Linked DNA regions of Mus musculus: regions 1, 2 and 3 are each linked to region 4. The links are chromatin loops, found by intact Hi-C in ENCODE. Cell type or tissue: gastrocnemius. All regions are shown on one strand.

What was found. Peaks named below come from ENCODE experiments on the same cell type or tissue, not always from the same donor. Only the 100,000 strongest peaks of a DNase experiment are listed, where the experiment ranks them.
Region 1: a loop joins it to region 4, with 4 times the contacts of the local background. A loop is called at or near these places in 18 of 42 quality-filtered maps.
Region 2: it touches region 4 in a loop (6-fold over the local background); 30 of 42 quality-filtered maps call a loop at or near these places.
Region 3: it touches region 4 in a loop (2.5-fold over the local background); 15 of 42 quality-filtered maps call a loop at or near these places.

What each region holds. Positions count from the first base shown.
Region 1 is chr3:90,287,858-90,292,857 of GRCm38, reverse strand. No RefSeq gene overlaps it. Among named protein-coding and RNA genes, the nearest start is that of Gatad2b, 2.8 kb to the left of the region's middle. In gastrocnemius, a CTCF peak has its summit at 2,056 (motif pointing left); a DNase peak (open chromatin) is centred at 398; H3K4me3 peaks cover 905 bases; H3K27ac peaks cover 1,209 bases.
Region 2 is chr3:90,217,850-90,222,849 of GRCm38, reverse strand. Rab13 (RAB13, member RAS oncogene family) reads right to left here and starts at 2,066. Exons shown (of 8, transcript NM_026677.4): 1 at 1,828-2,066; 2 at 553-613. The coding sequence starts at 1,951. In gastrocnemius, a CTCF peak has its summit at 2,479 (motif pointing left); DNase peaks (open chromatin) are centred at 2,045 and 2,485; H3K4me3 peaks cover 1,749 bases; H3K27ac peaks cover 2,061 bases.
Region 3 is chr3:90,262,205-90,267,204 of GRCm38, reverse strand. It overlaps Crtc2 (CREB regulated transcription coactivator 2), which reads right to left. Exons shown (of 14, transcript NM_028881.3): 12 at 4,491-4,754; 13 at 3,848-4,034; 14 at 3,080-3,725. The coding sequence ends at 3,505. Dennd4b (DENN/MADD domain containing 4B) reads right to left here and starts at 1,970. Exons shown (of 28, transcript NM_001356483.1): 1 at 1,644-1,970. In gastrocnemius, a CTCF peak has its summit at 2,101 (motif pointing left); DNase peaks (open chromatin) are centred at 625, 1,389 and 2,088; H3K4me3 peaks cover 2,623 bases; H3K27ac peaks cover 3,340 bases.
Region 4 is chr3:90,370,985-90,375,984 of GRCm38, reverse strand. No RefSeq gene overlaps it. Among named protein-coding and RNA genes, the nearest start is that of Slc27a3, 16 kb to the left of the region's middle. In gastrocnemius, a CTCF peak has its summit at 2,385 (motif pointing right); DNase peaks (open chromatin) are centred at 2,387 and 3,999.

The sequences.
Region 1 (5,000 bases), 83 kb after region 4:
CCTTGTAGACGTTTTGGTCCCCTGGCAGCCGCCGTACCACCTAGTCTCTTAAAACCGGGATTCTCCTTTGACAGGCTCTCATTCTTTCTCGTCTAAAGATGGAGACCGGGAACGGCGCTGGGCTCTGTGTTTGGGTGGGTGGTGTTTCATCGCGACAGAATCCATGAATTTAAGGACAGGACTAGCTTTAGGAGCTCTGGCCTTGTCTTTCTGGGGTGTGGCCTGCCCCGTTCTGCCCAAGGCCTTGGGACTCGTGTGTTAATTTACTTCTGACCGGTCCTTTCCTGGTTGTACCGTAACAGCACAAAGAAAAAACAAACAATTAGCTAAATGTACTGAATTTATGGTGTATACTCTGGGATCTGGTCTTTTTCTGTTCACAGTGAGGATACAGCTTCCCACCCCACCCTATTGCACTAGCTAAGTCAAGGCCCGGGTTCTTTTGCTAGCCTGGCTATCTCCTACTTCCTCCAAGAGGTTAGACCCGCCTACATTCTACGTTTCTAGAACACCATGAATATTCTTTCTGAGCGCCCTAGAAATGAGAACTAATTATCACAAAAATAAACACATTGAAAGAATAATAACTTTTTGGGGGAACAAGAACAATGAATTCTTACTCTCTGTGAGGCAAGTACTGGCCATCCTATCTTACAGATGAGGACAATAAGGTATCGATTAAAAGACAAAGTTACACATGTGACAGACTTGAGATTTTAACCCATGTGTACTAAGGAACAGGGTCAGATTAAGCAACTTGCCAAAGGTAGACAGCAACTGAGCAATGATTAAAAGTCAGATCTAACTAGTGCCAGAGACAGTAGAGAAGACATTTTTTCAAATCACTATGGAAATAAAATTGTAAGCCTGACATGATGGTGCACAAATGTAACTTCACCACTGGGATGCTGAGGTCACAGGTTAGCCAAGGCTAGATATGAAGATGTTTCAGATTCCTTTAAAGGGGGGCTGAAGAGATGGTTCAATAGTTAAGCACTTGTTGCTCCTCAGAGGACCCAGGTACCTATCTGTAATTCCAGTTCAAGGGCTCCATAGCACCCCTCTGACTTCCCTGAGCACCAGGGGCTCCTACAGTGCATACACATTCATGCAAGGAAAACACAGTTTGTAAATACCTAAAAATTAATTTGTTAAGAGTTGACCTAGAGATGGCACACGCCTTTAATCCCAGCACTCGGGAGGCAGAGGCAGGCAGATTTCTGAGTTTGAGGCAAGCCTGGTCTACAAAGTGAGTTCAGGACAGCCAGGACTATACAGAGAAACCCTGTCTCAAAAAACACACAAACAAAAAAACAAAAAACAAGAGTTGTCCTAGAATACTAGTTAGCATGTTCAAAACCCAATACTGCAAATTATATAAATAAAGTTAATTATGATGGAGAGCTGGACATGACAGTGCATGCCTTTAATCCCAACACTTGGGAGGCAGAGGAAGGTGAATCTCTGAGTTCGAGGCCAGCCTGATCTACAGAGTGAGTTCCAAGTCAGCCAGGGCTACACAGAGAAACCGTCTTGAAAAAAAAAAAAAACCGTCTTGAACTTGTGGCAATCCTCCTGCCTCAGTCTCACAAGTGTTGAGATTACAATACTGAGTCACCAGACCTGGACCATACAATTAGTTTGTATTATAAGGTTAAACAAACAAAAAACCTATTTGTATTCAAGTATTGTGTCCAGATAAATAAATAACATAACCTTGAGTTAAAGTATTTAGGTTTAGATCTTGGCTCTGAACCTAACCAGTTCTATGATTGTTGTACAAGTACAGATTCCTTTTTTTTTTTTAATCTATTCTCTTGTTCACCCAACTGTACAAGGAGAGTGCTGAATATAACTCATAGGCTTATTGTTTGGATTATAAAATAACATACCTTTAATATTCTGGGCCATGCCAAGAACAAGAATATAGTATTCAGGATTGGAGAAACAATGGCTCAGCAGTTAAAAACAAAAAACAAAAAAAAACATTGCTTGTCCTTCTAGAAGACCAAGTAGCACCCATGGGGTGGCTTCTGTAATCCAGGGATTTGATGCCCTCTTCTGGCCTCCTCCACAGGCACCAGGCACACAAGTGGTAAACAGACACACATGCAGGCAAAACATCTATACACACAAAATACACTTTTATAAAAATATAGCATTTGATATATACACTCAAGAACTATAAGAATTTTCCTAATGTTCCAATGATTTCACGATTTTAGCTCCAAATTCAGCTTGTTTATATTTTAACTCCATCATCTTCAGCTTTTGCTGACTCTCTTGAGTCACTGAACAAAGGATAAAGCACCTAGTGTAGATCTAAGGTTTACTGTTACAGAAGTCCTACAGTACACTCAACCAGGCACGTACTCTGTGATGTGAGTGCTGGGATTAAAGACGTGCGCCACCACCGCCCGGCCAGAAATTCTTCTTGACTAAAGCTTTGTCCATCATCAATGCAAAGTTCCTCTGCTGTCTAAAGAGCCATCTGTAGTAAGAATTCTGGAATTTGGGTTTCTTTGGGGAGAAAAAAAAAACACAAATATTAAAGGAATGTGCCCTTGTTTTAATCCCAGGTGTAGGGATGTGGGGCTGCTGCAGACTACCCACAGCAGCTGACTATGATTTGCCTCCTGCTCTAGCAGAGTTGTGGTTTTGCCAGCTGCAGATAATTCCTGTGATTGTGTGACATTTGGAATTCTGGGAACTTTTCAAAGGATATATAAATTCAAGGGCCCTGAGAGTCAAGGTTGGTGGTTATTAGTGATTCGGAGGGTGGGGGAAGAGTTTAGTTGCAATTTTTTAATGGTTATGCTCAAAGACAAAACTGGGATTAAAGGCTTGCGCCACCACTGCCCAGTGCTCGCCTCTTAAAAAGAAAAATAATCCTCTGCTCTTTCCTACATTTGAAATCAAATTTCGCTGGGCAGTGGTGGCCCACGCCTTTAATCCCAGCACTCAGGAGGCAGAGACAGGCAGATTTCTGAGTTTGAGGCCAGCCTGGTCTACAGAGTGATTTCCAGGACAGCCAGGGCTATACAAAGAAACCCTGTCTCGAAAAAAACAAAACAAAACAACAACAACAACAAAAGGCGAGCAAGTAGTTTATTGCAGTTGCTGCCACTGGGCTATCTCCTGCTTTGCTTCCAGGTGGAATTTTCTGCTTTTTTCTTCCTATATTTTATTTCAAAAAGGTTGAAAGACTGGCTGAGCAGTTGAAAAAGAGTGCAGGTGGAAATGGAGGGGCCTGAGAAACAAACAAAAGGCTGAACTGGGAAAATAAATAAATAAAAGAACTTTTTTTTTTTTTTTTTTTTTTTTTTTTTTTTTTTTTGGTTTTTCGAGGCAGGGTTTCTCTGTGTAGCCCTGGCTGTCCTGGAACTCACTCTGTAGACCAGGCTGGCCTCAAACTCAGAAATCTGCCTGCCTCTGCCTCCAAGTGCTGGGTTTAAAGGTGTGCACCACCACGCCCAGCTAACTTTTTTTTTTAATTTATTTAATTATTTATTCATTATATTTAAGTACACTGTAGCTGTCTTCAGACACACCAGAAGAGGGCATCAGATCTCTGTTACGGGTGGTTGTAAGCTACCATGTGGTTGCTGGGATTTGAACTTGGTACCTTTGGAAGAGCAGTCGGGTGCTCTTACCCCCTGAGCCATCTCACCAGCAACTTTTCTTTTTTTTAAAGATTTATCTGTTTATTATATGTAAGTACACTGTAGCTGTCTTCAGACACATCAGAAGAGGGCATCGGATCTCATTAAGGATGGTTGTGAGCCACCATGTGGTTGCTGGGATTTGAACTCAAGATTTTTGGAAGAGCAGTCTGTGCTCTGAACCACCGAGCCATCTCTCCAGCCCAAGATTTTTTTTTTAATTTTTTATTAAATATTTTCTTCATTTACATTTCAAATGCTATCCCAAAAGTCCCCTATACCCTCCCCCCCCCCCCCCCCCGCACTGCTCCCCTACACACACACTCCTACTTTTGGCCCTTGCGTTCCCCTGTACTGGGGCATATAAGTTTGCATGAGGCCTGGCATGGTGGTGCACACCTTTAATTCCAGCATTTGGGAGACAGAGGCAGGCAGATTTCTGAGTTCAAGGCCAGCCTGGCCTACAAAGTGAGTTCCAGGACAGCCAGGGCTATACAGAGAAACCCTGTCTCGAAAAACCAAAAAATAAAATAAAAATAAAAAAAAATAAAGTTTGCATGACCAAGGGGCCTCTCTTCCCCATGATGGCTGACTAGGCCATCGAGATGGCTCAGTGATTAAGAGCACTGACTACTCTTCCAAAGGTCCTAAGTTCAATTCCCACCGACTACATGGTGGCTCATGACCATCAGTAATGGGATCTGATGCCCTCTTCTGGTGTGTCTGAAAACAGCTACAGTGTACTCATATACAAAAAGAACTTTTCTGAAGGGTTGCAGAGTTGGAGGTGCAACTCTGAGAGGTTGTGGGTGGAGGTGGAAACACTTGGGAAGAAGCACCCCAAAAGAACAAAGGCTCAATCCCAAGAGCAGGAGTTTCCTGCAGGAAGAGGAAAAGAAACTTCACCGGAGGGCGGTAGGGTCAGAGAAAAGCTGAGAAAGTGGGAGGACAAGCTGACGAAAGAGGCCATTTCAAGCGAAAGGTATAATCTCAACAGAAAATTGCATCTGTTCCTGTCCATTAGAGTACCCCGTCACCCAGCGACTGCTCCTTGACTAGTCATTCTCCTCCATCCATTTTGCTGTTCAGTATTCGCAGCTTCTTCCCTCCACCATGTCAACCACTGCAACTGCAGACCAGCCTCTACTACAGCTGTCACCGATCCCTTCCAGTCTTGGGGAGTAATTCTACGATGAGTAGCCCAGTTATTTAGAATTTGTCATATAAAGCAAGTGCATTCTATATGAAACCATGGCCTTTTTACAAAGATTATATAAGGCTCTGGAGAAGCTGTGGCTGTTTTGGTTTTGTTTTGGTTTTGTTTTTAACAAAGATTAG
Region 2 (5,000 bases), 150 kb after region 4:
ACACCCAGGTTGCTCTCTAAAATTTATTGAGAGCAATAGACTGGAAGTCAAATTTGTAATTCTGCAACTTGTCTTTTAATCACTTAGAACCTGTTTCTACATCGTAGCTCGAAAGACATTTGTTTTCAAGTCCAGAGAATGCTCTGGGTGAGGAAAAGACACAAACAAACTGAAAGTGGGCCACCAGGAAGAGAGATGCAAGGCCAGCTGATAGCTGACTAAGCAAAATGGATAAATTAGGAGATGTACTGGACTGGGGGGGGGGGGGTGTAAAGGAAAGAAAGCAAAACAGAAAGACTAACATGGTGCCACATGCCTGTAACACCAGGACACAGGACACCGAAAGAAAGGGCTTTCTTTCTCAGCTGAGTTCCAGGCCCTCCTGGGCTGCATGAGACTTTGTCTAAAAAACAAAACAAAACAAAACACCCCCAAACCACAAACTAAACTGAAGAGAGAAAAGGTAAGGAAGAAGAAATGAAGGGGGAGGGGTGTGTGGGGGAGGGTTGGGGTCAAAGGGCAATCTGGCTGGGGACTGGGCAGCTCACTCACCACACTTGCAGTTTGATCCTCTTCCCCTCTATGTCCACGGTTCGGATCTTGAAATCAATTCCTGGGGTGAAGGGTGTGAAGACAGGTAAGCATGTGTGGAAAGTATGGTGGGGGAGAGTGGGGGCTGCACCAGTAACTGCTGGTACTCAGGTACTCGAGGTAGTGACCTTGCTGGATGTGTAGCCAGGAGGGAGAGCTTTTCCACAGCTTTATTCCTATGGTAAGCATACTGTGTCTCCTCAGATTTCATGACGTTTTGGAGAAAAGCTATGAAACTCTTCAGCTGGGTTAAAAGCATGCCATCTGACAACTTTCCCTTCCATCTCTACCTCACCTTCCCATCCCTCTTCCCCCTCCTCCCCCAAAATACACTACTGGTCCTCCACCGCCCTGCTAGCCCTTAAGGGTAGAGAGGAATGAGAGGGCAGCTGATTGAGCCTATGTGAATTAACTAGTGAGCTAAGCTTGGAAGTGGGGGGGGGGGGGGGGGAAGAAGCTCTCTAAGAATCCTCTGGAGAATTAGGAGAGGGAGGGAGGAAGAGAGGGAGGGAGGAAGAGAGGGAGGGAGGGAGAGAGAGAGAAAGTTTCCTTTTTGTCACTAGAGGAGATAAGATTCTCAGTCAAGAGATGAAGAAAGATAAAGAGGGGAGGGGAGGGGGAAAGGAGATTCTTCTTACTGGAAGTCTCCCAGCCACTTAGGAGGCTCCAGAGAGAAGGATGGTGCAGAAGCTTACTCAGAGACCCCAAAGTCCCCTGGCATCCACCATCCTCACTCCCACAGCACACCCAGCCACACTCTGCAGTACCTTGCTGAGGGTAGGGAGGCTAAAAAGATGATTTGAAGGTGGGGCAGATCCTGCGGGAAGTTTGAAGCCAGTAGGTCAGTAAGAGGCCAACACAATTGGGAAGCAGGGAAAAGAGAAATTGTGAAGAGTGGATCTAGAGCGTCTAGGTGCAGTGATGGGGTAAAGAAGGAAGCAGATGGAAATGACGATAACCTGTGTGGATTTGGAGAGACTAGGGAGACAGTACCAAGAGACGGAGTGGGTGGCAGCAACTGGGACTATCTGGAAACCTCAAAAAGGTTTGAGGTTTTGAGTGTTATTCAGGGACATTATGGAGGATGGGTCTGGGGCAGGGGTCGACAGACTGGAAATTAGTGTTTTTCTCTAAGGGGATCAAAAAAGTAGGTTCCTTAGTCTTTCAGGAGCCGGTGTATGAGGGTGGGCGGGGGTGGGGTGGGTCTGGGGTCTGGGATACAGCCTGTGGGCTCACCGATGGTAGAGATGTAAGTGCTGTTGAAGTTGTCCTCTGCAAAGCGAATGATCAGACAAGTCTTGCCCACCCCCGAGTCCCCGATGAGCAGCAACTTGAAGAGGTGGTCGTAGGCTTTGGCCATGGCGGACACTGGGGGCGCCGGGGGAGGGGTCGGGAAGAGCCAACACTGGTAGGCGGGATCCGAGGGTTGGCAGGCAGAAACCGCCGGAGTCCCAGCCAGGAAGTTTTCCTCCCTCTCCGCCCAGGCCCCGGGAAAAGAAGAGAGGCGGCCCTGCTCTCGGCTCCACCCCTCTTCGCCAGTGGAGAGGCCTGTCCAGCTCCAGCAGTCCGGGCGCTGCCTCCCCAGCCTCGGAGGGCCAGTTTCCCTAGCCCTTCCCATTGCCTTTGGCTAGCTGTCTTTCCTCTCTTTTGACCGAATTGGAAAGAATTTCAAAGAGATTAGGGGAAGAGGGAAAGAATTTTACCAATGGTGAAGATAGGGGTGGTAACTGGAAATTGGTAAAAAGCTGAGGCGCTATTCAAAGGCTTTTGAGTTTATGATAAATGTCCTAGGATTTTCTGTCAACAATGCATTACTTAAGACTACGAATCCCAATTCCCTTTGAAAAGAAGCGGGTTAGGAGGTTAGTATGGTGGATCAATCTGCCCCCTGGTGGAGCACAGTGAAGAACTAAAACGATAAAAATCAGCCTCATCAATTACACTCAAAACACACAGAGCCGAGTCACAATCTGGAGCGAGCCTTGAATTCAGTAGCACAACCTGCACCCCAAGGCCTGGTAATCCTATTGCCTCTACCCCTCAAGTATGAAGATTAGTACTGTGGAGCCACCATGCCCAGCTTTTCATCTTTATTTACTTACTTTCTTTATAGCGAGTGTTTTGCCTACATGTGTTTATTCACTATATGACTAGCATGCCTGCAGAGGCTACAAGACAGCAACGATCCCCTGAAACTGGAGTGTCTAGAGGTGCTGTCATGTGCCTGCTGGGAACTGAACCCAGATCCACTACAAGAGCAGCCAGCTCTTATCATCTTTCCAGTCCCGTTAGAAAAAGAAAGAGCCGGGCGTGGTGGCGCATGCCTTTAATCCCAGCACTTGGGAGGCAGAGGCAGAGGCAGGCCGATTTCTGAGTTTGAGGCCAGCCTGGTTTACAAAGTGAGTTCCAGGACAGCCAGGGCTATACAGAGAAACCCTGTCTCGAAAAAAACAAAAAAAAAAAAAAAAAAAAAAAAAAAGGAAAAAGGAAAAGGCTTTTCTAACAGATGAGTCCTGGCTGTGGGAAAGTGTCTTTATTTGTTTGTTTGTTTGTTTTTAAAGATTTATTTATTTATTATATGTAAGTACACTGTAGCTGTCTTCAGACACTCCAGAAGAGGGAGTCAGATCTCCTTATGGATGGTTGTGAACCACCATGTGGTTGCTGGGATTTGAACTCAGGACCTTTGGAAGAACAGTTGGGTGCTCTTACCCGCTGAGGCATCTCACCAGCCCTTTATTTGTTACATTATGTTTGCCATAATCTATGTTTCCATTTGTCCTCTCACAAATACAATGTATCAGTTACTCCCCCCCCCCCCAACACACACACACAAAATACTTGACAAAACAACTTATGAGAGAGGCTTACAGAAGGCAGTTCTGTCATGACAGGAGGAGCATGGGGCATCTGGTCGCTTTCCATCCAAACTCAAGGAGAGAGACGAATGCTGGTGCTCACCTCACTCTCCTTTTTTATTCGGGAGAGTGAATGGTGGTCCTCATTGTCAGGTAGGCTTTTCCCACCTCAAATAATCCAATCTAGAACTTTCCTCCAGACATGGCCAGCCATTGGATACCTAGGTGATGCTAGATCCTGTCAAGTTGACAATCCATATTAACTACCACACACAAATAACTATTCAGTTTATTTTATTAATTAATTAATTCATTACATTTATTTGTATGTGTACACACACATAATGTTGTGTTTTATAAAAAGAAAGAGACCAGAGATATGTTTTGTGGAGACGCAGTAAGGTGTGGGTGGAGGGGAGTACCTCTGCCAGCCCATGCTGAGGCATCCCTTCCCCCTGAGGTACCAGCCACACCATGCGATGGTATAGTATAGAACAGAGTTTATTCAGGGTATTGGGAGGGAGCTTAAGGGGAGAGAGAGAGAGAGAGAGAGAGAGAGAGAGAGAGAGAGAGAGAGAGAGAGAGAGAGAGAGAGAAAGTAGAAGAGTAGAGGCAAGCCATGAGCACATGGAGAGGGGGGAGTGGAATGGGGAGAGAGGAAGAAGAGGGTAAGGGAACAAGAGCAAGAAGAGAGAGCAAGAGAGTGAGGAGGGGGCAAGCAGCCCCTTTTATATTGAGTCAGGCACACCTGGCTATTGCCAGGTAACTGTGGGGTGGAGCGTAGAGGAACTGCCAACAACCCATGCCATGGTGAAAGTGTGGCAGTCAGAGGACATGCTGAAGGATGCTTAACTAAACTTCTCCAGAGCCATCTCACCATTAATTTGAGGCAAGGTCTGTCTGTATTGCCCAGATCAGTCTCAAATTTGAGGCTCATGTAATCATGTGGACTCAGCCCTTCAGTAGCTAGAACTACCAGCATCCACGGGTACCACTGTGCCTGCTTCAATACACCAATCTGACTATTCTATTTTTTCAATGGTGTTGGGAATTGGTCAAACCCAGAGCTTTGTGCACACTAGGCAAAGTACTATTCTATTGAGCTTCAATTCCCTTCTATTTATTCCCTCAGGGCTCATTGCATTTCAAGCTATAGCACAGACTTGAATCTTTTCTGGTTTTCCTCAGTGACTAATCCTGACCTCTAACTCACACTGATGTCCAGGTAGGGTGGATTTGCAGTCCCAGCACACGGGAGACAGAAGCAAAATGAAAGTCAGACAGAAGCATGACTAAGGTCAGCCTACTCTTGGTTGGGAGTTGCAAGCCAACCAGGAGACCTTGTGATTGCTAATCTTGGTTGCCAACTTGACATACCTGGGAGGAGGAAACTTGAGGAATTATCACCATTGGATTGGCCTGTAGACTTATCTATGGGGGAATTTTCTTTATTATTATTTTTAAAACATTTAGACAGGATCTCTCTCTCTCTCTCTCTCTCTCTCTCTCTCTCTCTGTGTGTGTGTGTGTGTGTGTGTGTGTATGTGTGTG
Region 3 (5,000 bases), 110 kb after region 4:
CATCAGCCCTTTTTTCCCAAAGAACCCAAACTCCACTCTACAACACACAACTGACATATTCCTCACCTATTCCTTTAAAGGCCTGCCTCTCCTTGCCCGCTACAATTACGTCTCAGAGAACACAGTATTTTCTGTAATGGCCTGCAATGACATCATTCACTCTGGCTACCACATTACACCAACTTTTGCTTTGTCAAAGGTCTCTGCTCTTGTAGCAACACCACAAGAACCTTCCGATGCAGCTAATGTTCTTAAAGCACCCATCCTTTCATTTCTAGAAGACTTTACAGATGCCTAGGAAGGCTTACAAAACCCAAGATTTAGCTTCTGCTCATCAGATTTCAAGTATCCTTTTTTTTCCCTAGCTTAACTTTACCTAGTTGGCCAAGCAACCAGGACTTTCCCATCTCCAGGATCCTTAGGTGTCTGTAGTTAGGCACAAAGGGACTGTAGGAGTCAGCTCCAGTCATGCCATGCCCGCGCCACCCAGCCCAAGACAGAATCGGGGCCACAACAGCCTATTGGTAACTTATCTCACCTGCCTCCATGGCCTGACCCTGGGGAGTGGAAGCCCCAAGAGTCCTGAGGTGCCCCAGGGTGCTGAAGGTGGGAAGAAGCCTGGCGGGTAGCTTGCAAGGGGCTAGAGGCTGAGAGAGTGCTTCAGAGGGGAAGGGAGGCTACTTCCTGAAATGGCTGCGAAGGGGAAGCTGTCGCTAGCTCAGCATAAGTCAGCCTATGGGTGTGTGGTATCGCTGGGGGGGCGGGGGGGATAGTACTGTTTAAGGTGCCAGCACAGCATCAGACCAACGCAGACCTCCCACTAAGGGTCCTGTGCAAGGCAGGGAAGCTTTTAGTGTCTCCAGGATGCACAGTCTATTTAACCTCCCGCTCTTCCTCAGAGAACTAGAGCCAAACCGACTGTCTTCTCAACCTGGCCTCTGGACACACATGCCCCAACTCAAGCTAAATTTAGCTTGAGCTTCTCTACATCTGAGAGGTGAAGCCAGGAGTCAGCGTCAGCCTCCTGATTTAACTCCAGGACACAGCTCACTCTCTCATCCACTGCAGGCCAATAGTAGTTCTGTGCTCCAGACAGTAGGCAAAAGCCGTTAGATGAGACCCTCTATAGGCAAGTGGGTGGTCCCGGATCAACAGGACTTGTGTGTCCAGGCCTTCCCTTATCCAGCCAGGGAAGAGTCCTATAGAATGCAGCCCCTTCTCCCTTGGGGGAAAACAACGGCACTGGAGCCACTTTGGGTCCCAACGCCCACATGCCGAATGACGGGAAGTCGGGGCTAGGGCAGAGGGCGCGGCGCGGGGGAGGTGGCTGAGCAAGAGGCCGGAGGGCCGAGAGAAGCGCGCGCGGGGACTGCCGAGGACGTGACGGCAGCAGCGCCAGCAGCCGCGTGACCCAGGCGGGAAGGAGGGGTGCTCTGGCTTGAGCGCCCGCGGGAGCTCCAGGTTGTAGGATGTCGAGCACAGCTAGCTAGCTCTGGGTTGCGCCCTCCCCTCCACTTTCACTTCTCTGGGAGGGAGGAAGCGGAACCAGATGCGCAGCGTAGAACAGCTGGGGACAGTCCCTGGAGCCGCCCGCCCTCCGCCCGCCCTAACCCGCCCGCCGCCCCGCCCGGTCCGGCCCCTACCTGCCTGCCCTGGGACTCCCCAGCCGGCCCGCTGGCGGGTGGCTCTGAGGGCGGGCTGGCGGGCCGGCGGGCGGCTGGGCTGCTATCCAGCCCCGGACATGGCGCACTCGACTTAGGAGCCGCTCGCGCCCGGGCTGAAGGAAGAAGCAGCAGCCGAGGGCGCCGGGCACGGTGGAAGAAGATCTGGGCGGTCCCAGCGTCCCCGCGCGCTGCGCCACGCGGGGACTGCTGCCACACCACACCGCTAGTTCCAGCCGCGCGGTCCTCCCGGCTCCCACGTTGCTGGGGACCCCAAGCTCTTCAACGCGCCCTGCTTTCTCCACTCATACCCGCCCCCCACCCCCCCAGGAGCCGCGGGCGCCTCCGCTATTCTGCCCCCCCCCACACACCCGGGCCTGCGGCCGTGACCCTGGCTAGCGCCGGCCCAACACCCTGCCGCCTGCAGTGCGACCCCTGGTGGCTGGGAGGGCCCCCTGCAACCAAGCGGATTCCCACCACCCGGAGGAAAAAGCAAGACACTGACCCCAGATGGCCCCGAAGTCAGAGTCGGTGCTCCTGTCCTGCCCTACCGTCAGATGTGGCCACTGTGCCACAGCGAAGGCCCTGAAGACCTAGACCTGGGAAACCCAGGTGACTCCCCACTTCCACGTTTAGAACCCACTGGCCAGAGCCAGAAACTCTCAGTTCTTCTTTCGAGAAATGACAAGAACATTGAAAAAGAGGAAGAAAGGCATGAAGCCGAATAGTGGAGGTGTAGCACTCCTTTCACTATGCTGGGTGAAGTCTAACAAAGCCTTCGTGGAACATGGTTGTCTCCCAAGGATCTATTGCGTTAAACCCAAATGGAGCAGTGAAATGGATGAATCGACATACAGTCCTCAGAACATGAGATTGCTTAGGTCCCCCAAACATAAACCAAGTAAGCCAGCTAGGCCTGCTTACTTCTCTCTAGAAGCATCAACACTGGCAATAGCCTCCTCCAGGAGAGGGGAGGATTTTCTAACAGAAACAACTGTGACTTGGGACAACAGCCTCTCCTTACCCAGGGCTTCAGAAGAGTAACTTGTCAGGCTAGTCACGGTGCCCCATCCCCTGATGCTGCAGCAGGCAGGGCCTTAAACAAACAAGGGCACATAAGGTGACTTCCTGCTGCCTCGGTGAAGTCTGTATAGGCTTTAGGATACATCCAGTTTGGGACCTAAATCTGAGAATGGTGCTTCCGCACAAGCACAAAAGTTCTGAGAGGATTAACGCACACCCGTAGCCCTAGCACTAAGGAAGCCAAGGTGCCAACGGGCACGTGTGACTTCTAGGTAGTCTGCCCTATGTAAGAGAAATCCTGTCAAAAAACAAACAAACAAAAATGCAACACAAAAGAACCTATGGCACCAAACCTCCTTAGGTCCCCAGCCATGTACCAAATAGCCAAGCACACAAAAGGTTTAATAGGATTTTTTATTAACATATAATATATTTAATAAAAAATAATATCCATTCTGGCTCTCTCTTCCATTGCAAGGGGAAGAGAAATAGGGAGGGGCTGGTAGTGCCCATCCCTTCTGGACAAGCCCTCTCTCCAAGATTTCCCTCTACACCTTGCTTCCCAACAGGCTCTGACCTCCAGACAGACGGTTTTCAAAGTTACAAGTGCTTTTAGGCCCTCCCTTGAATTCCCCCAAGCCCACCAGACATACAGCATTCAGGGGCCACCTGGCCAAGCCCCTTCCCTTTCCTCAGTTTTAGGATCCTTCATTCATATTAGAAAAAGGATCTGGGGGCAGAGAGTAGTCTCTACTGGCCAGGGGGAAGGGATGAAGACTGATGGGACAGGGCCATGAAGAAGGATGGCAGTGAGGTCCCCTCACTGTAGCCGATCACTACGGAATGAGTCCTCCACAGCAGGGTCAGGCAGCAGGGCACAGGGGTCACTCAGCATAGTTAGTCCTTCCAGGCCCAGTGGCTCCATGCGCAGCTCATCTTCTAGCCCCAGGCCCAGCTCCAACCCAGATGCTGACACCTCAAAGCCAGGCACTCCAGCCAGGGCTGCTGCAATCTCCTTAGAGAAACCTGGGGAAGAGTCTCCTGTGTGTACAAGAGGTGGGTAAGGATCTCAGGCCACACCTCCAGACCCCTCAAGCTCCTATCACAGCAGTGAGGCTGTCAACTCTTCCTGCCAGTCTCCACCAGCACCCACACTCCCTTACCTGTGAGTATGATATTAGGTCCTGAGCCATGGCGGGAACAGTGGGTCAAGTTCTGGTGGTTGAGGACGTGAGGGTCCTGGGGGCCACTCATTGATCCCTCACTCCCTAAAAATCCAGGACCTTCAGAAAAGGCAGGGGGATCCAGCACCAGGCTGGTTGATGGGCTCTCCATGTTGAATTGCTCCAGCTAGGGACACACAGACAGACCTTAAGGAAGTGGGCTTCAGAACAGGGTGTCCTGCCTAGCTCTGCTGATATGTCCCCTTTGCCTAGCAAGCCCCATCCACCCAGGAAGAGAGGCAAAGACAGAAGGAGGTGATAGCAAGCAGAGCCAACAGAAGCGAGCACGGGGCCCGAAGAAAGTGTGGGCACCGTACCTGCTGGGCCAGAGCATGTGCATGCCAGGAAGAGAACGGGTCAAGGCAGGAGTCATCAAAGAGCAAGCTGAGCAGAAACAGAGGGGCAGGAGTAGGGGTCAAACACAGGAAGACAGGAGCCCCAAGCTGGCATTGCTATGTTACCTAGGGGAAAAAGAGGTCCACCCATATCTCCCAATTCAGCATACCAGTGACCACTCAAGTAACTGACCCACCCTCAGCCCACCCCCATCCCCCATTTCAGAACTATGAGTTTGCATACTCACATTCCCCAAGCTGAAGTCATTTATTGGGCGGTGGTAAGGCTGTTGCCCATGTCCACTGGACCCAGGTGGGTACAGTGCCCCATAATGTGGCTGCCTGCCTGGAGGCTGTCCACCTGAGGGCTGCACTAAGCAGGCCTGAGAGGGCAACTGCTGTAGAGACTTTGGGGTGGGTGGATGGGTGGGTATAACTAGACTTGGGGGGCTATATGGGTATGGGGGCAATCGCTGGTCAGTAGGCAATTTACTGGTATCCAAGGGAACGCCCTGAAAAGGGAGAAAATTTATTCTTTAGTGTGATCCCCCAAAAGAACTCTTAAGAGTTCCCCACCTTGTAAGCTGTACCTGTCCTCAATACAAACATAACAATGCTCCAAGCCATGTGTACTGGTGCGGCCCCTGTAACCTCAGCACTCTGGAGGCAAGAGCACTGCCTCTGCTTGTCTCCCCACTCTCCCCCAAGCCAACACCACCCTAGGCTTCCACGCACATCTCTGGGGTTGGTGGAAATTA
Region 4 (5,000 bases):
AGGGGCTGGCCTTGGCTAACAGCAGCAGTACTACCTGATGTCATATGATTGCCTGTGCCTGGATACCTTGCTCTCCCATGAATACCCACTGTATTAACACAGAACCACCCCTGGTGGCTGAGCCAGCAGGGCTGTGTACATCCTGAAAGTGTTATGACAGAGGATTAGAAGACATGACAGTGCCCAAGATGGCACCTGCAGGGCACAGAGGTGTCCACAGTAGACCTGGACAGGAACATCTCAGTCACTAGATTTGTATACACAGTGCCTTGGGCCTGTACATTTAGGGGCCCATAAATTTTTTCTTTTGGCACTAGAAAGATGGCTCAGCAGTTAAGAGTAATTGCTGGGGGCTGGAGAGATGGCTTATCAGTTAAGAGCATTGGCTGCTCTTCCAAAGGTCAATTCCCAGCAACCACATGGTGGCTCACAGCCATCTGCAGTAGGATCCAATGCCCTCTTCAGTCATGCAGGCATACAAGCAAATAGAGTACAAATATACATAAGTAAATAAATACTTTAAAAAACAAAGAGTATTTACTGTTCATACCAAGAACCAGAGTTGGAAGCTCACACGTAGTCCCTGGCCTCACAATCGCTGTATGGCTGAGAATGATCTTCAATGTGTAGCCCTGGCTGTCCTGGAACTCACTCTGTAGACCAGGCTGGCCTCGAACTTGCAGACATCCACCTGCCTCTGCCTCCCCAGTGCTGGGACTGAGGTGCATGGCACCACTGCCTGGCTTCTTCCTTCCTTCCTTCCTTCCTTCCTTCCTTCCTTCCTTCCTTCCTTCCTTCCTTCCTTCCTCTCTCTCTCTCTCTGTCTCTCTCTCTCTCTCTTTCTTTTTTTGTTTTTAAAGCTTTATTTATTATTATACATAAGGACACTGTAGCTGCCTTCAGACACACCAAAAGAGAGCATCAGATCTCATTAAGGATGGTTGTGAACCACCATGTGGTTGCTGGGATTTGAACTCAGAACCTTTGGAAGAGCAGCTGAGCCATCTCTCCAGCCCTCCATACTTTTATTTAAACAAAAATTGGAAAAAAATATATTTGACTTTATACTGACACTATTATGTGTAATTTTTTTTTTGAGACAGGGTTTCCCTGTGTAGCCCTGGCTGTCCTGGAACTCACTCTGTAGACCAGGCTGGCCTTGAACTCAGAGATTCACCTGCTTCTGCCTACCAAGCACTGGGATTAAAGGTGTACACCACTACTGCCCAGCTGTAATTTTTTTTTAAATCAAGGATCAAGTATGGCTATAACTCCAGCATTGCAGGGTTGAGGGAGGGCTTCAAGTCCAGTTGTCTTGGCTACAAATCAAGGAATTTTAATGAAGGAAAGCAGTGTTTAGAGTTCACTAAAGTCACAGACATGTGACTACATGATCGGGTAATGAGATCACCAGGAAGTAGCAGCTGTGGGCAGATCCCAGGGCTACTGTGTAGGTGCTCACGAGTCACCTCACGCCTAGGTCTATCCCTCTTCCACCAATGTTCAGAGTTGCCCAAGGTGGAGCAGAGCGGTGCAGGCTGCTTCCAATGCCTGCCTCACTGGGTGCCTAAATGATCCATTTTCTGCAGCATATTGTTGTGTTGTCCTGGAAATCAAGGCCAAGGTTGAGCAGTAGCCAGGAGTGTGCTGCTTGGGAAGGTGGGAGCAGAGTACCAACTGGATTCGTGACTTCTGCACCCTCTGCGTCATGTGCATCCTCCACATCACCAGTGTGAGCCAGGCTGATGTGGTCACCTACCACTGTAGGTCATAAAATGTGGCCAGTACCTGTCACAGCCAAGGTGTCCAGTTGCCCCTGATTAAGGACCAGGGAAAATGTGTCTATCTGGTTGTCCATGATAGGCCTGACTTTTTACACAGGTCAGAGTGAGCCTGCTTCTTCATGGGGCTTCCTAGAGCTCGGCACCTGCTGGAAGTGCAGTGGGAAGCAGCCCTGGGCTTAGGCGAAGGATGGACAGGGCCTGGACAGGCTGGATCAAGCTGTCAAAAAGTGGTAGGTGGAGGTCAGATGCATCAGGCAACAGAATGGATGCTTTAAAAAATGAAGAAGAAAAAAAAAAAAAAAAAAAAAAGGTAAGGCCCAGAATGGGGCTCAGGCTTGATCCAGAGGCAGTAGGAGCTCTTGGTTGGGTAGAGAGAAGGCTTAATCAACCTGTAAGAGTTCTTGCATTAACACATATGTGTGCATTAGTGAGGGCCTCCTGAGGGTCAGGATGAAAGCTCTGTAAGTGAGGGAAACATCTAGGGTGGTAAGGTAGGTGGGACAGTTTTGTTCCCAAAGTGAGGACCATGACAGAGCTTGAGAGGACACAGCTGAAGGCAGGACACCTTTGGTGTTAGTGAGAGCAGTAATGCCTTAATCAGCCACTAGGGGGCTCCTACGTACAAATAAGCAGGCCCCGGCAAGAAATCATGGGCTTCAGGGGACAGCTCCGGAATGCTCTGAAAGACTCACCAAAGAATATATATTTTTTTAAAAAAAAATTAAAAAGAAGCAAAAATGGGAAAAATAAATCCTGACCCTTGAGATAGTGGCAAGGAAGAAGGGTTTTACAGCGTAACAGATCTCTCTGCCTAGATGGATTTTTTTTATAAGTGGACTAATCGTGCCCCATTCCCTTCAACACTCTGAGCGTCCTTTATGTCCTACAGTACGTTCTACTCTGTTCTACTTGAGACCCTGTCTCAAAACAAACAAGCACAAAAGAAACAGGGAAGAGAAAGGAAAGAAGGAAGGAAGGGAGGGAGGGAGGGAGGTGCTGAGTTCAATTCCCAACAACCACATGGTAGACCATCTATCTATACTAGGATCTAATGCCCTCTTCTGGCACATAGATGGAACATTCATATACATAAAATGCGTAAATAAATCTTAAAAAATAGAAAGAGAGGCGGGGAGAGGGGCCAACCTGGTTCTCTTGAGTCTTGCCATGAAATCTGCCTGCAGTACTAGAGCCTGAACCCTCCTTGGAGCCCCGCCCCCCACCATGCTGGGCGGTGTGTGTGTGTGTGTGTGTGTGTGTGTGTGTGTGTGTGCTGTGGTGATTGATCTCTGAGTGAGCCGTTGCCCACACAGACTCTTAGGCTTGAATACTTGGTCTCCAGTTGGTGGAACCCTTAGAGAAGGGTTAGAAGGTATGGCCTTGTTGGCAGAAGTGTGTCACTGGGCATAGTCTTTGAGGTTTCAAAAGCCCATGCCAAGCCCAGTGGCTCTCTGCCTGCTGCCTGTGAGTGACCAGTGTAAAGTTCTCAGGTGCTGCTCCTGCACCCGGCCTGTCTGCCTGCAGCCACGCTCCCCACCATGATAATGGTCATGGAGTCTAACAGCAAATAGAAAAGAAAGTAAGGCACTGCCTCTGACGATGTGCATGGCATTAATAACTCTTCTAATAAACTTATTCTCCCAGGGATCAGGGGTAGGAAAGGCAAACGAGAGGGCTAAGCAGGGAAAGACCTTTGTTGCCACATCCAAGCCCCTGAGTTCAATCCAGAGGAGTAACTTGGTGGGAGAGAACGGACTCCTACAAGCTCTCTCCATCCCCCCAAGTAAATGTAATTCAGACAAATAAACAACTGGAGAGGAGGGAATTAGCACAAATTAGCCTCAATCTTGCTACTTCAGTCGCCTGGGTGCTGCCACCAAAGATGTGAACCTCCACCCCTAGGGTTAATAGTGTTTAAATTACAGTAGAAAAGGGGAGGAAGCCATCGTGGGAACTTTGGTCTGGAAGTGACTTAGGCACTCAAAGCAAGGGGAGTATGGGCTCCTCTGAGACAGTTGGAGGAGTCCAGTGGGAATCCCTGGCCGTTATTCCATTCCAGTCTACCATCCCACCTTCCCTCGTGGGACCACAGGACCCGCAGAGCAGGCTACCAGGCTTCCAGGTTGTTAAATGCTCATGGCCCAGTTCCAGGCAATGGGGGGCCAGCAAGAGACCCTCCTACCTGCGATTCCAGGGACATGAGTGCCAGCATCAAGGAGGTCAGAAGGAGAAGGTGGCTATTTAGGGGCAGAAGGCCGGTCAGTAGCCAGCATTTAGGGCTGCTTAAAGGTTACGGAAGAAGCTGGATATGAACCAACTCTCCTAACCAGGAGTCTGGAGAGGATCAAGGTCTGAGCTCAGGCTCCTCGCTGGTAACATGTTCATCTGGTGGGGACCCTGGGGCAGGTCCTTTTCCTGGTATTCCCAGGGTGTGACAGGTTTTCCCAGAGCCATTGGAAAGTTCACATTGCCAGATAGCCAAGTCTATGAAGATCAATCAGGTTGGAGTCCAGGCTCTGTTGTTTCATCTGTGGGAGAACAAGGTTGACTGCAAGGAAGAATCAAGTGAGGTGATGTATGCGGGCTCACCGCAAGCTGAGCAGAATATGGGCACACTAACTATAGACCAGACACATGAGGCCGGCACCATGAAGAGCTTGCCTAGGTGGAATTTTCTAGCAACCAGCAGAGCAGCGGCAGTTTCTGGCCAGAGGCAGGCTCTAAGCAGATGGCCACTGCTTTGGGAGCTGGGCAGAGCCCTCTTCTGTAGCCTGAGGAAATTTAAAGATTTAAGACTTTATACCAACCCTTGAAAAACTTTCATTTTAATTAAGTAATTATTAATTGCACTGAGGATTTAGCCTAGAGCAGCGATTCTCAACCTTCCTAATGCTGAGACCCTTTAATACAGTTCCTCACATGGTGACCCCAAACCATAAAATTATTGTGTTGCTACTTCATAACTGTAATGTTGCTACTGTTGTGAAGCATCAGTAAGTATCTGATATGTATCCCCCCAGGAGTCATGAGCCCCAGATTGAGAGCCACTGCCTAAGCCTGTTATATACAAGCAGATACTCAGCTACAACCCCAGCCTTTTTAGAGATTTTTTTGTTTTGTTTTGTTTTTTTTTGTTTTGTTTTGTTTTTCGTTTTTTGAGACAGGGTTTCTCTGTGTAGTCTTGGCTGTCCTGGAACTCACTCTGTAGACCAGGCT